Regions from separate parts of the Homo sapiens genome. Here region 2 is linked to region 1. A link is a loop called in an ENCODE intact Hi-C map of the cell type or tissue named here. Cell type or tissue: endothelial cell of umbilical vein. All regions are shown on one strand. Each heading gives the region's core, and the rest is flanking DNA. Links, peaks and the distances in the headings are about the cores only.

What was found. Hi-C counts contacts between places; a loop is a spot of excess contacts. Peaks named below come from ENCODE experiments on the same cell type or tissue, not always from the same donor. Only the 100,000 strongest peaks of a DNase experiment are listed, where the experiment ranks them.
Region 2: it touches region 1 in a loop (6-fold over the local background); 19 of 110 quality-filtered maps call a loop at or near these places.

The regions. Positions count from the first base shown.
Region 1 is chr16:82,635,695-82,643,789 of GRCh38, reverse strand. All of the region lies in intron 1 of CDH13 (cadherin 13), which reads right to left. Among named protein-coding and RNA genes, the nearest start is that of CDH13, 13 kb to the right of the region's middle. In endothelial cell of umbilical vein, for the core only: CTCF peaks have their summits at 2,300 (motif pointing left) and 3,881 (motif pointing right); DNase peaks (open chromatin) are centred at 2,239, 3,879 and 5,239; H3K27ac peaks cover 3,413 bases.
Region 2 is chr16:82,258,668-82,266,762 of GRCh38, reverse strand. No RefSeq gene overlaps it. Among named protein-coding and RNA genes, the nearest start is that of MPHOSPH6, 92 kb to the right of the region's middle. RefSeq lists an enhancer at 6,164-6,663. In endothelial cell of umbilical vein, for the core only: a CTCF peak has its summit at 3,069 (motif pointing left); a DNase peak (open chromatin) is centred at 3,052; H3K27me3 peaks cover 915 bases.

The DNA of each region.
Region 1 (8,095 bases), core at 1,465-6,464:
GCCTGGGCAACAGAGAAAGACCCTGTCTTAAAAAAAGTCAGTAACACTAAACCATCTCCTTTTCTTCAGTCTCTGAGAGCTTTGCAGCCAGAACTCTACACCAGGGTAGGCTACTATGAGAATAATAACCAGTGAGGCAAAAGATGGTTCTTAATTCACTTTACAAATCAGCAAAACAAACGTGAAGAACCCTTGCTTTATTTCCAATAGGCCAAGGTGACCTGCAGTTCCAAATAACACAGGTTGCTTTTAATGAATGAAACACATGTAAGAACCAGTGTAGCCAGAAGGAATTAGACCCAAACAGCCTGGGTCTTAATCCTGAAACTACCACTTGCCAGCCCCAAGTTTCTCAACATCGTTCTGCTTCCGCTTTCTGATCTCAGTAGGGTGGACAATGGGGATCTTTTGAGGAGTCGCAGTGTTAATATAAGTAAAGCAAGTAGAGTATCACCAGCAGGTGGTGAACAACTGTAAGACAGGTGGTGTGTGCTCATGAACAAACAGGAGCCCTGAGGCTGACCTGCCCAAGGTTTGCTTGTTTTCCTATTCAATACCAGTTTTATTTAGACATGTGTAACATACTATAAAGCTTAGCCGGTTAAGATATATGATTCCCAGGTTTGGGGTTTATTTACAGAGAGCTAATGTAATCACCACCACTATCTAGCTCCAGAGCATTTACATCTTCCCCAAAGCAATTCTATACCCATTAGCAGTAACTCCCCATTTCCTCCTGCCCCCAGCCCTAGACATCTTCTAATCTGCTTTCTGTCTCTGGATTTGACTTTTCTGGACAGTTTGTTCCATTTCATAGAATCATACAACATGTGGTCTTGTGTGTCTGGAATTGTCTTGAGTTTGAATCTCAGCCCTAGAGTCCTAAAGCTTTATTAGGTTCTTTTACTAAGTTCTCCTGAAGTTTCCCCACCTATGAAATGGGATTAAAACCATAGAAGATATTTTATAGAGTCACTATGAGGATTACATGTGCTGATTAATGCATCTGAAGCACTCACACCAGGCCTGGTTCAAAATCAGCACCACACTGATATCAGCTACTATTACTGCCACTTCTACTATTATTATTCCTCAATTCCCCCACCCCAAAGCATCTGACTGGTAGTGGGAATCCAAAGATAAACAGAACACAACAGAGAAAACAGGTCTTGCCTTACGTAATGCACAGTCTGGTGGAGATTGTATGATTAGGAATGTGGCTTAAATGAATATAGTCAAGTCTCATCATATGCACATTTAACTAATGGAAAGCCAGCTCTCCCACCAAAGAGAGAGAGAAAAAGAACAATGTAAATACTGCAATTAAATGCTATAAAATTATATCTTGCATATATTCTTTATTATGCCCTGTACATTACTGCGTGCATTATACATTGTTCCCTATTGATTACAATACGGGGATGCATAGACTAAACCACGCCTACTGTACTTTAATGGGCAACTTAAAAGAGTTCAAGGCTAATGACAACTGTGTTTGCCTAAAACCCTGACCTTATAGTCTAACCTCTGAGTTAAATGCAACTCTATTGTGTGTCAACAACAATAGTAATTCAGAAATATTCCAGACAAATTAAATCAGCCAACAAGCAGTCCAATGAGTTAGGTGTTAGGCTGCAGTGGGCCCCGACTAGTGAACACACATTTGCCAAGCACCACTTTTTTTTTTTTTTTTTTTTTGCCCTCCATGAGCTGTTAGTTTCATTTCAAAAATAAACCGCATAGGGGTGTCATAAGGAGTTGGTGAATGGAAGAACTGGGTTTGGGAAGCAGATGAAAATAATCTCTCACCCTACAGCCAACAGCGAAGGCAAGCGCCATGACCTCTGCCTGTCGCTATCTACCCCCTCGCCTGCTTTCTCATTCTTCATGGCACTCATCACCCTCCTGCAGACATCACATACCTACCTGTTCATTTTTTTATTGTCTCTCTCCCAGCCAGTACATAAGCTCACCAGAGCAGGGACTTGGCCTGTCTTACTCATTTCTGTATTCCCAGTGCCTAGAAAAGTGTTGAGCACTCAGTCAGTGCTGAGTAATATTTGTTGATAAATGACTGAATGCGTGAATGAGGGTAACTGTTTAGACAGCCTCCACTTTTCTCCCATCTCCTGTCCCTAAAACATCCATAGTTGATTCCTTTGACCTCAACTGGCTTATTCATTCATTGTTGAAAAGTAATGAGAATATATCACATGTCAAAGACGAGGCCCTAAGGTAGCATTCTAGGGCTTTGGCATACTGGTACCATCTAGTGGGAAAGAGAATATCTGCAGGAGGGTGCTTAACCAAATTCAGAAGGTTTTAAAAATTACCACTACCATAATTCTTTCTGTTACCATTAGCTCTACTGAGGAAGTTTCCAGTAACATGTAATGGTGGCAAGAGAAATCACATATATTCATACCCTACCCAGGGCATATCCTGACAGTCCAACAACTTGCCATACCTTTCCATTTTTTCTGCTATGATGCTTCCAAAGTCATGACTGCTCCCCATGACAGCAAAGGCTCAGCAGGGAAGCACAGAGAAGTTAATGACGGCAGGGGTCACCCCTGACCAGCAGAAGATAAGGGCGAGTGAATACACCCTCAGCCACCTATTCTGTGGAGGGACCATTCGGAAATGAGCTTTACACAGTGCTTTTGTAGAGACCCAGCAGCAAGAAGCCAGTTTCCCATGACTGTGACCACCTCAATGACACATTCACTGTTGGCTTGCTGGCTTTCCTTCTTCTTGGTCTCACTCTCCCCACTCGCTCACTTATGGACCTTGAGATCATTTACCAACTTAACCCCCTGAACCCAATTCTGTGTCTCTATTTATTTAGAGGAATTCAATCCAAGAGCGTGTTTAACCCCAAGATACTTTTGGGTAGCAAAAGTGCCTTAAAAATTGTAGTCCAGATAAATATTACAAAGCTAAATTATTCCTATGTTAGATCTACTCTGAGAATTATGTTCCATAGTTGACTATTAGCATCTTTACCTTGATAAAAGTTAATGCAAATAATCTAGTGATATGTGACCCTAAAGAAGTACCATGATTTTCATGGCAACTGAGGCCAAAGAGAATGCCTGGTTCCCCTCGCTGGCCTCTGCCCTATCCCTGTCTTAAACAAGTTTGACCAACTGGTAAGGCAGCTACTGGTTTAGATTAGTGGTTGGCAAATGGCAGCCTGAAGGACCAATCTAGCTCTGCTTGTGTTTGTAAATAACATTTTATTACCCTGCCCATTCATTTACATATCGGCTGTGGCTGCTTTAATGCTACACGGATAGAATTGAACAGTTTCAAGAGAAACCAGCTATTTACTAGATGGCTCATTACAGAAAAAGGATACCTACCCCTGGTTTAAATCATTAGTTGCCATATTCGTAAATTCCCAACAGTAAAATTTCAACACAAACAAAAAGTAGAGAGTTGACAAAAGTTGACCAACAACACTTTATCAGTGAAGACAAAAATGCCATGTATGTATTACTAACTTCCTTTCACAAACGGTAGCACATTTCATCTCTATGCTATAGAAAGGCCATTCCATCAGAACAAAGAATCCTCTGTCCCAAGAGGGTGTGGTGGACAAGCTCAGAACAACACTGTCTATCACTCTACCCCATTTGAACGTTTTTCTATAGCACTATCACTACGCAAAACTACCATATTTATTTATTTTTCTTGTTTCCTGTCTTTCTCTGCTATCAGAACACAAACTCCACGGGGGCAGGCAATCTTGTCTTTCTTAATCACTGCTGCCTCCCTCAATGCTGAGAATTGTGCTTGAGATATTGTCTTCCCCCAGTAAATATTTGTTAAGTGAATGAGTTAACCAAATAGGGAATGCACAGATAGGCACGGCCACCAGGTGGCGGGACGGTGCACACAGTGGTGAGGACCCTGTCAAGGGAGAGAGTGTCTGTCCACCAGAACAGGATTGGAGGGCAAAGGCCATGCTCTCGCTGCTCTGTGGCTAGTACGGAAAATGGAGCTGGGTACATAATAAGCACTCAACACATGTTTGCTCAATCAATGGCAACCCTCACTAAAGCACTTAAATTAACAGGAAAAAACACTAGTCTGGTAAGACAAAAATAAACTTCAAGTTACATTCAATCCAATTGCCACACAATATAGATCCAGGTGTCTCTATATAGCTACAGACTGTATATTTCTTGTTTTCTTTTTGTTTGGGGAAAGAATTACAAAGAGTAGCTTGCAGGAAGCACTGACTTAGGCAACAGGGTTTCTTAGCATCCCTAGGGAAGAATTCCATCCAGCCACACGACACAGCAGCAGGCAAATTTACCTGCATGGTTGAAGCTGCAGGTGGGTCACGCCCAGGCATCTGTGGGCCATTCTCACTGGGATGTTCTTGCTGGGGGAACCATGCAGTGCAGGTGGGTTGTTTGGCCCTGGTCAAAAGCAAGGACATGGAGACAAAGAACACAAATGACCCCGGGCTGACCCTGTTCTGAAGGTTGCAATCAGTAGCCCAGACAGGAAGTCCAGGGCCCAGACCCACTTTGAGAGACTAGGAACTCAAAAAAGTAGTCATCCCAGGCAGCTATCTTGACTTTAAGGGAGGTAGAGAACAAAATAGACAAAGGAAAGAATTTTTATATAATGAGGGGAGTGGGAAAGGCAACTTTTATATACTAGTGCAACATAGAGGAAAATAAATATGCACAGGAATAAAGACGCATGGGTCCAAACCCTGGTCCCAGTTCTCAGTGACTGTGTGGCCTTGAGCAAATGACTCCACCACTCAAAACTTCTTCTCATCGTATATAAAATTGGGAATAAGAGTCGCCTCTAAGGGTTGCAGGAAGGATTCCAGATAACATGGGTAACTAGTGCATAGCAACTACAGTGAATTGTGGTTACATGGAGGTACTTTAAACAAGTACTCATGGCACTGGTGCGTGCATGCACACAAACGCACACACGCACACACTGCCCTAATAAAGCCTCCCAGGAACAGATGATGGGCAGACACATTAAGAAGATGAGATCCCACCAGATCAAATGATTTTATGAGGCATGAATCCCGAGGGGAACAATCTTGGGGGACCTACTAATATGGGAATTGGCAAATCCTCCCTGGGGAGCAAACTTTATTTTTTTTAATGTCCACGCATTATGACATGCACAGTCATTTCCCCCCTTAAGTGAGTCACATCCTGAAAGCCAAGACCCCATGACACCTTCAGACCATAAAATTCCTTGGAGCATAGGGTGAAAAGTAATACAACCAACATTTCTTAAGCATAGGATGACATCATTAACATACACTTATTTAATTCTCACAAAAATCCTGCAGGGCAAGCATAGATATTCCTTTTCAGTTGTTTTAATACAGGGGAAAACAGAAAAGGAGGGAAATGAAGTCAATTATCTGAGGCAACACAGTGTGTAAATGGCTGGGCAGGGATTCAAGCTCACTTCTAAAGGGCTAGGAGGTCTGCTCAGCAGTCCCTAAGCAGTCCAAGGCACCAGCAGCTCTGGGTCCAGGCCAGCCCCAGGCTCTAATTCTGCTCCAGCACATTTCCTAGTGAAGGCCTGGACTGTCGTGTTCACCTCTGGGTTCCCAGGTTTGCAGCGTTCTTCATAGTTGGTAGGTAACATTTAAGGGAAGAAAGAAAGAAAGACAGCAGAAAGAGGGAGGCAAGGCAGATGAAAGGAAGCAAAGGAGCAAAGGAAGGCACAGCAGCCTCTTCTCCCTTCAATGGATTTCAGCCTCTACTGCTTCCTATTGTAACAATTACCACATTTGTAATTATTTCAAGTACTTACTTGTTTTTATCTGCTGTTCCCACAAAACTGTAAGCTCCATGAGACAGGGATTCAGTTCATCTCGTTTACCTCTGAATTCCCTAAATGCTCAATAAATACTCGCTGAGTGAAGACACGGGCCCCAGGTGGACTCGCCCACGCACAGACCCAGGTGCAAATCCCAGCTCACCACTTATTATTCTGTGATCTTGGGTCAGTTCCTTAAACTCACCAGTTTCTTCATCTGTTGAAAGGGCACGATAGGCCGGGCGCTGTGGCTCACGCCTATAATCCCAGCACTTTGGGAGGCTGAGGCTGGCGGATCACGAGGTCAGGAGATCGAGACCATCCTGGCTAACACGGTGAAAACCCGTCTCTACTAAAAATACAAAAAAAAAAAAATTAGCCGGGCGCTGTGGCGGGCGCCTGTAGCCCCAGCTACTCAGGAGGCTGAGGCAGGAGAACGGCGTGAACCCGGGAGGCGGAGCTTGCAGTGAGCCGAGATCGCGCCACTGCCCTCCAGCCTGGGTGACAGAGCCAGACTCCGTCTCAAAAAAAAAAAAAAAAAAAAGGCACAGTAACTGTACAGACCTCAGCTTCTGAGGATAAAGTACCTAGGTGAGTGCCTGGCATACAGCACTCACTAAATATCTTTGTTGAGAAAAGGAAGAAAAGAAGGGAAAGCAGAAAAACAAGATAGACACGTTCGGAATCAATACTGCCACAGAACGCAATAATCTTTCTTACTGCAAAAACATGCAGAACTGCAGGAAGCAGAGGTACACCCTCTGTTTCTCACACATCAAACTTCATTCAGTGGCTGAATCAAAGTATTTTTACAGGGCCCAATTAGACAGCTGTAGGATCCTGGCCAAAGGTCCTGTTTCCTTGTAAGTGATAATGATTTAGATAATCTGCATGCATCTTTGCAGCAAATTGGACTTCCCTGCATTCTAACATCTTTTTACTCACTTGAACCTCCAAGTAACCTGGTCCATTTTACAGATGAAAACATTCAAGCTGCTTGCTGAAGGTCATACCACGAGTGAGGGGGTGAGCTAGAAACAGGATCCAGGTCCATGGTGTGCTGGAGCCAGTTAGTATCAGGTAGCAAGAGCCCCTTGTTAAGTTTTTAGGAAACTCTCAGGTTGGCAGATTCAAATTGCCCATGACGGGAGTATTTACATCACAGAAATTGGCAAGAGCTACAAATTACTTGGTTGTGTCTTGGTTTGGGTTTTGCTTTCTGGTTTGGGTGTTTCTTTAGAGTGGCCCAGTTGTTAAACATTTACCAATATACCACTGCCTGGCACCCAGTTGAATATTCTCCTACTACACCACAAACAGAAGTCACCAAGGCTACACCCAACATGCTGAAGCAGAGGCTTGTTAGCATTGGCAAAGCGATTGCTGAGGGTAGAAGATCATTATTTGCTTCATGTAAGACATATTTCCAGTGCTGCTGATTGAATGTTCAAGAAACGATTAAAGGGCTTGGCAATGTTTCTCTCAAATATCTTGTGCATGAAAAGTCTCAGAGATTGGTTAATTGTACAGGCTGCACGTCGGTCACTTTATTCAAGGGCATTTCCAGGCCCCCACGGTGCCCATCCTAGATGCAGGCATGGACTGGATCTGCTGGCAATACTGTAATGCAGGCCTTAGGTGCCTCTCCCAGGAACGTTCTGCAGCCTGAATTACACTCCCACATAGAGAAGCCCTCAGACCGACCCTGTTTACAATGTCAAACACCTGGTCTCCTTGTTTGACTCTTCCTGCCAATTGGAAGAGTCAGAACTCAAGCAGGCCTCCTTCACCTCTCTCTGGCCCTGCCATCTCCATACCCAGCCACCATCAAAGCCTGTCAAGTTATCCACCTAAATGTCTCTTGGATTATCTGAATAGGATTTAGTCCATTCTTGCATTGCTATAAAGAACTGCCTGGGACTGGGTAATTTATAAAGACAGGAGGTCTAATTGGCTTGCTTCTGCATGCTGTAGAGGAAGTATGGCTGCAAAGGCCTCAGGAAACTTACAATCGTGGCAGAAGGGGAAGGCGAAGGAGGCACGTCTTCACACAGCAAGCAGGAGAGAGAGGGGGCGCAAAGGGGGAAGTGCTATACACTTTCACATAACCATGTCTTGTGAGAACTCACTATCACGATTAAAGCAAGGAGAAATCCGCCCTCTGATCTAATCACCTCCCACTGGGCTTCACCTCCAACATTAGGGATTACAATATGACATGAGATTTGGGTGGGGACAGAGACCCAAACCATATCAGTCTACTTCAATCACCTGCCCC
Region 2 (8,095 bases), core at 1,000-5,999, 380 kb after region 1:
CAAAAATAAAATTCTAAGCCCCCCTCAACCATCTGAATTGACACCCTCCTCTAGGCCAGGGTGCTCCAAAGTTAACCTGAAAAACTGGTCCAGGCAATGACGGCAAGTGGGGGTAGTGGGGATGGGGCAGGCCTCATGATGCCCTCCTCCCTTTTGGAATTCAGGAAAAACCGACCATTATTTAACATCAACATAGACCTTAAGTCTGATAAGAAACATTTACAATCTGTTCTCTCTGAAGCCTGCTACCTGGAGGCTTCATGTACATGAGAAAACTTTGCTCTCCACAACCTCTTATGTAACCCAGATATTCCTTTTCTATTGATAATAACTCTTCCAACCAATTGTCAATCTGGAAATTTTAAAATCTACCTATAACCTGGAACCCTCTCCTCCACCTCCACTTCAAGGTGTCCCACCCTTCTAGATCGAACCAATGTATATCTTAAATGTACTTGATTGATGTCTCACGTCTCCATAAAATGTATAAAACCAAGCTGTGTCCTGACCACCTTGGCCACATGTCAGCAGGACCTCCTGAGGCCGTGTCATGGGTGTGTCCTTAATCTTGGCAAAATAAACATTCTAAGTGGATTGAGACCTGTCTCAGATACTTTTGGGTTTGCACCTCTTTAGGTCACCCACAACAAAGCCCAGCAGCCTCTCTGGGGCATCACTAGGACCTGGTGGCCCAGTGATCTGAATCTGCATGTCTGAGCCTGGCTCAGTTTGTCTGAGACTGACAGAGATGAAGTTACTCATCTAAGTTTACACAACCTAGTAAGAAGAAAAGCCAAGATCTGAACCCAGGAATGCCTGACTCCCAAGCCCACGCTTGAATACTGAGAAAGAAAAGGAAAGAAGAACAGCATTCTCATGAGTTCTCAGTTTTTCTCAGCAGAATAAACCACACTGGTAAGTTAGGCTGAGCAAACGCCTAAGCATAAAAGGAAATGAAATTCTCAATCAGAAACAAAAAAGCAGAATTAAGTCTTATATCACAAAGAACTAGCCTGGAAAGAAAGAGGAAAGCCTCAAAATGAGATGGAGTATAAAACAACGTAAATGTTCTAAAACTCAAAAGATGTGTCGGCTAGGAAGGAAAAGCTAAAGACAGAAGATGCTGGAGGTCATTTGTGTGGGTTTACCTTTATCTTCATGGTAACTTCACTGCAATTCCTCTGTATCACTTGCTACAAGAAAAGGAACAGCAGACATTAAAAAGGCAAGAAAAAGGTTAAGTAGTATTTTCCTAGTGTGCATCCAAACATGATTAGGATCAGGCCTTTCCTAAAAACTAGAGTACCAAAATAAGATAAATAGTTTTTTTTTGTTATTTTGTTTTGTTGTTTTTATGGTTTTTTTTTTAACATATATTCAAACAAGAGGAAACAGGAGGATGCCAGAATTTGCAAAGCCAATCTAACCTGATGTAGCAGAAAAAAATCTTTGATTACACTAACTTGAGGTTAAACCTTAGAAGAACACATAATATAGGAAATGGGCAGTCCTAAAAGTAGCTGGAAAATGACAACATAAGTGATGTCGAAAGCTAAGGAATACTTCTTTCTGTGGGAGACCACGCTCAGGATCTAACCATTTTCCAAGCACAGAAGAGGCACTCTTTCTTGGGAACGCACCTTGTGGGGAATCACAGGGATTCCCTTCTTCTACCTCCCAACCCCCTAGAAGTCTCTGCCCTCAGATCCAGGCAGAGGAATCTGAAATGCTTACTTGGCTTCCCTCTTGGGACTTGCAGTCTCATTAAAAATGCAGAGAGAGCCTGGGAGGAAAGTAAAGCCCCATTAACTTGAAGGAGGACCATTGAAATTTCCCTGTGCACACAAGTCCTTGCCAGTGCGACCTTGGCCGTTTCCCGGCCTGGAAAAAAAAAAAAAAAAAAAAAAAAAAAGTGGCGACGGTCAAACTCTCTTTTCCATGGTTTGTTGTGAGAGCTCCAAGAACATGTGGAAACACATGGCACGTGGTAGATTCTCAATAGCACTAAGCTCTCCCTCCTGAAATAGAAAAGTGCGAGACACAGGGGAAGAAGTATAAGGGGGATAAGGGAGCAGAGGAGGGGAAAGGGTTGACTAGGGCTCCAGCTGCTCCTGCCCAAAAGGGAGCTACCAGGGAGCATCCTAAGTCAACTGTATTCCATGGCTGGAAGGTGGAGCCGGGAAAAAATGGGGAGCATAGAAGAGAAGTATCTTGATACCTCAACCCAATATAGTCATGTCTAGAAGGGAGACACTTTTCCCAGGGAATGTGTAGATGAGGTCAAGCTCCAATGAGAAGCTGTGAATTAACCATAATCTTCAGAGCCCAGAGCCTGGAGAGATGCTGATGGCACCCGGAAGTAGGAACTGAAGCTCTCCTACCCGTATTATCAGTAGAGCTTTTCCCTCTGTCAAATCAGAATCCTCTGGAGGGCTTGTTAAAGGACAGATTGCTAAACCCCAACCCAGCCTTTCTGATTCAGTAGATCTGGGGTGCAGGCCAAGAATGTGCATTTCTAACAAGTTCCCGTGTGATACTAGTTCTGCTGGTCCAGGGACCACACTTTTAAGAACCGCTGTGCTATACCTTTATTTAATATCCTTATGAGAGATCCTCAGCCTAAAGCTAACAGAGACTTTGAACAACTCCTCCTCCTATTGGCGCCCCTGCACTTGAGTTGAGACATTGTGCTAGCTGACGCCTGTGAGCCCTGCCAGCTCTGGTGTTCTGCGATTTTGCAAGGGTCTAACCAATTCAGTGCATTTACTGCTTAGCTCTGGGCTGGGAATGGGGAGAGAGCAGGCGTACAAGTGTGATTGAGCGACAAGGAGAATCTCCAAAAGACAGAAAGAGCAAATACTGCATTTTTTTCCTATTTCCCTAATTTTGTTCCATACTCTAAAGCACTCTCCTGACTTCAGCTAAGCTTGCCCTGGGATCCTGGGCTTGGCAGATATTTAAAATAAAGAATGAGCTGTTTGGCAAGGTAAAGTTTTCCTAAACGTCCTCCCCACCAAAGATTCTCAGCCCCTATGGCTGTGCTTCTGTGACTCAACAGTGACATCTGGTGGCCATGAAGGTGCATCCCAAGCCCTGATAACACCTGCTCGTGCTTCTGAAAACTACGGCACATACAGGGGATGCCCAAATTGCCGTAAATAAGCTCATTTATCAATCACATATAACATACCCCTACTATCTGCAAGCAAATTGTTCTCTTGGTTGAATGCGAAAAACATTAAAGTATCTGACTTCTATTTTAAATCTCTATTCATTGACCCATTTGAAAGGATACAATCCTTAGGAGGCTGACAACCCACTGTGGTTGATGCATCTTAACTAATATTCACATTTAAACTGTTTGGTTAAAGGAATGCGTCAAAGCATTTGGCAGTGGAAAAACAACACAGCCTAACTTTGCATGCAACAATTTGATCTAAGCAAATAAATAAGTTATTTTCATTTCCAGTTTAACGTAACAAGAATATTTCTACAAGATAATTTGCTTTCAAAAATTCTAGCTGTGAAGTTTAATAACAGAACATGAAGCTTCGTGTCATTTCATATTTATGCTCCAATCCCAGTTTTGACAGTTCCCATGGGCTCTGGACTGCTTGGCTAGAGATATTTTAGGCCATGTTTTCATAACAACAGGTAGAAAACGCAGCCCTAGAGCCAGGAAAAAATAAAGAGCCTTTAATAGGGTTTTAGACATGGGACTTGCTCACCTTTTTCTCCTCCTTGCTACCAGGCAAGTTTACAACTCAAAGAAATGGTCAAGTTTTCCCTTCCAGTCTCCTAAATATATGGTACTAGACGCCTGTTCCAAGCTCGCAGTGTCAGAAAAGTCCCTTCTCTCCCCGGATTGGCTAACAGCAATGGCAGCTAGCTGGTACTGATCAAGAGTTGATGCCATGCTGGGGGTTGTGCCCAAAGCATCATACGAAGCTGGCCAAATCTCCAGGGAATCACCAGGAAGGAAGAACTATGTGTATCTCATTTCACAGATGAGGTAATGGGGCCTAGCTGGTGAGGACCTTTGCACATGGTCTCACAGATAGCATGGGTTCTGAACCCAGACATCTAATTCCAGACTAGGATCAGCCCTGGCCAGGTGTGTCAGGGTGAATCTGACCCATCCTCACCTAGTCAAACCCTTCAAAGGGCAGCTTCACCATTTTCTCTTCCTGCCCTACATTTCCCACCACTCTCACACCCACAAACCCAGCCCCTTCCAATGGCATCAGTGCCTCTTGCCAGTGAAATCTCACCCTGCTTATCACTAGCCCTCCCACAGTCCACCCTTGCTTTAAGTGGGTGACATGAATGTTAAGCATCTTAAAGGCAAGACTCATGTCTAATTTGTGTCTATATTAATCCCAAGCGCTGGCACCGGACATTATAAGCAGTCAGCGGCCAGTACATGTTTGCAGGATGAACAGATGAATAAATGGACCTGGAGAAATGCACTTCCATGCTGTAAGAGATCCCTGGGGTCAGGAAGGGAGCTAATCCCATTGGAGGGCATGGACAGTGATGATGCTAACCCCCAAAGAGTGGACAGGGGAGTGGGAGCACAGGGAGGACATCTAAGGAATGTACTCAGAAGGCATCTCTATACCCAGGTTGTCACCAACAAGCAGAGTGATCCCACCACTGAACAAGACACCTTCAAGGCAGAGTCAGGCACTGCAGCATGAAGCCAAAACAGAGGACTCTGCAACCTTCCCCCTTTAGCCCCTCTGGTGGGGCATTTAGGAAATATACAGAACCCCCCTCTCTTCTCTAGCACAGAAGTACCACCACCCCTTTCTAGACTGTGAGCTCTTCGAAGGCACAGGCTGTTTGGTTCTCTGCTAAATCCTGGATATCCTTGACACCTAGAGGAGGTTCAATAGGTATTCTTAAAGCATTCAAGCCTTAATTTCAGCAGCCACTACAAAGCAGTGGTAAGGGAGAAATCTGTGTCATATCCAGAGCAACACCCAGAATTCCTCAGTCTTTTCTGAAACAGTGATGTATCCGTCTTCATATTTTGTAGATGCTAATTGTTGACAAGATGATTTGGTAGCTCAAAAAATTGGAACTGACACCGTCAACCTGTTTAATCCATTTACAATCTTTGATCATCAGTGCAAGGGACTTTGTCAACTGAGTGAGGCCAGTTTACCTTGTGAGGCCAGCATCTTGTTTCCTATTAGTGATGAGCATTACAAGTAAGTAGATTGGCTTAGCATGTTAAATAGCATCCAACAGCCCAGCAAAAATCACACGCTAATGTAAGAAAATAGAATCTGTGAAATAAGGAGAGGGAGGATTCAAGCCAATGCACATTTACTGAGCAAAAGTTTTGCTAACTAGCTTCGCCACCACTGGACTTGCTGCACCCCATCCTCCACAAATTGTCCAAAGTGATCTTTCTAAATGCCAATTGGCTCATATTGCCTCCCTGTTTAAAATTCTTTAGTAGTTTCTCCAATCTCTTTATCATGTCATCCCAGGCTGTCTGGAATATGGGCCTTGCATACCTCCCTAGCCCAAAACATCTCCCTTTCCTCACTCCACGATATGCTACACACACTCCCCCTGTACTCCAGAAGTCTCATGGTATGCATGAATGGCTGCAGAGTCTCTTTCAACAGGACCTTTGCACATGCTCCTCCCTCCTTTTGGAATAATTTCCTCTACCCTTTCACCTAGCTAATTGCTTCAGGATTTAGACAAACTGTTTATTGCATCCAAGGAGACTTCCCTAATGTAATGGGGTTAAATGGTGGTCTCTAAAAAGATACGTCTACATCCTAAACCCCAGAACCTGTTAATGTGAAAATAAAAAGGGCCTGTAGGGCCTGGTGTGATAGATCATACCTATAATCCACCCACTTTGGGAGGCCGAGGTGGGTGGATCACTTGAGCCCAGGAGTTCAAGACCAGCCTGGGAAACATGGTTGTATTAGTCCATTTTCATGCTGCTGATAAAGACATACCTGAGACTAGGTCATTTATAAAGAAAAAGAGGTTTAATGGATTTACAGTTCCATGTGGCTGGAGAGGACTTACAATCATGGCAGAAGGCAAAAGGCACATCTCACATGGTGGCAGACAAGAGAGAAGTGAGAGCCAAGCAAAAGGGGTTTCCCCATGTAAAACCACGGCTTCTCATGAGGCTTATTCACTACCAAGAGAACAGTATGGAGGAAACCACCGTCATGATTAAATTATCTCCCACCAGTCCCTCCCACAACATGTTGTAATTATGGGAGGTACAATTCAAGATGAGATTTGGGTGGGAACACAACCAAACCACATCAATGGTGAAACCCCAGCTCCACAAAAATACAGAAAAGTTAGCCAGGCATGGTGGCACATGTCTGTGGTCTCAGCTACTCCGGAGGCTGAGGTAAGAGGATTGCTTGAGCCTCGGTGGCAGATGTTGCAGTGAGCTGAGATCACGCCACTGCACTCCAGCCTGGGTGACAGTGTGAGACCCTGTCAAGGAACGAAGGAAGGAAGGAAGGAAGGAAGGAAGGAAGGAAGGAAGGAAGGAAGGAAGGAAGGAAGGAAGGAGGGAAGGAAGGAAAGAAGGCAGGCAGGCAGGCAGGCAGGAAGGAAGGAAGGAAAGAAGGAAGGAAGGAAAGAAGGAAGGAAGGAAAGAAGGAAGGAAGGTAGGAAGGTAGGAAGGAAGGAAGGAAGGAAAGAAGGAAGGAAGGAAGGCAGTCAGGGAGGAAGGAAGGAAGGCAGGCAGGCAGGCAGGCAGGCAGGCAGGCTTGCAAATGTAGTTAAGTTAAAGATCTTGAGATATGATCATCCTAATCTGAGTGGGCCCTAAATTCAATGGCAAGTGCCCTTGTAAGAGACACACAGAGGAGCGGCACAGGGAGAAGGAGGAAAGGAGCCATGAGACTAAAGTGATGCAGCCACAAGTCAAGGAATGATGCCAGGAACCACCAGAAGCTGGAAGAGAAAAGGAAGGGTCTTCCCCCAGAGCCTTTGGAGGAAGCATGGCCCTACTGACACCTTGACTTCAGACTTCTGGCCTCCAGAACTGTGAGAGAATAAATTTCTGTTGTTTTAAGCCAGCAAGTGTGTGGGAATTTGTTACTACAGTTCTGGGAGACTAATACACTCGACCTTACCTTCAGAAGCTCCCTGTTCTGTGCTACCCCAACTCTGCACACACTCCTATCTCTGTCTTTTTTGTATGGTTTTGTGATTGCTATTTGATTTTGTTGCCTTCCACACCAGACCCTGTGCCCAGAAGGCAAAGATTTTATCTTCTGTGCTTTCTGCCATGTTCCAGCACTTCCTTGAATGGTTCGCAAGGCTGTCAGCAGGTAAAGAGCAAAAATGACCAAGAGTCTAACTTGATCTTTAAAATCCCCAAATCGACCACAAATGTCTTCTGAGGACAAGCCTATAAGTTCCCCCCTCTTGCCCCCTTGCTCAAAGCTTCTCTTGATCCTCAGTTAATTCCTGCATTTCTTTGCCAACAATGCCATCACCACCCACTTAGCCGGCCAGATGAATCATGTATCTCCCTCTTTTGTCAAAGGGTGACAAGCCCTTAAAATTATTCATAAGTAATTTCCATTGGTTTTAAGCCTCCATTCACTGTTTCAGGCTTAAGTGCATCTATTGCCTGTGAGTCCAACTTCACTGAGTAGAATGGTAGACTTGCTGTGGCATTAAACTTGTCTTTCTCTTTTTTAATTGCACATTACTAAAAACAGGCATACACCATAACCCTGCATAAAGTGTTAAGTGAACAAATGGAAGAATGATAAATGTGTATTCACCCCAAGCCTCTTGACAAGCTCCCTGAATAAAACCTAGGTAAATAAGGTTTAGTCCTTGGCTGCAAAGGGGTTTATAATCTAGGTTAGTCTAATAATAATAACTGCTAACATTTGCTGCCTCGCCACCAAATCTGTTTTGGTTTTGGTCTTGGTTTTTGATAAAGCACAATTACTTCCACACGTGCCACTAAAAATTTTTTTCAAAAGTTTCCCTTTCCTTTGTTTTTAAAATAAATATATATCAATAATAAGCCAGAAGGTCTATTACCTATTTACAAGTGAGCTGGCAAGTAGAGGTA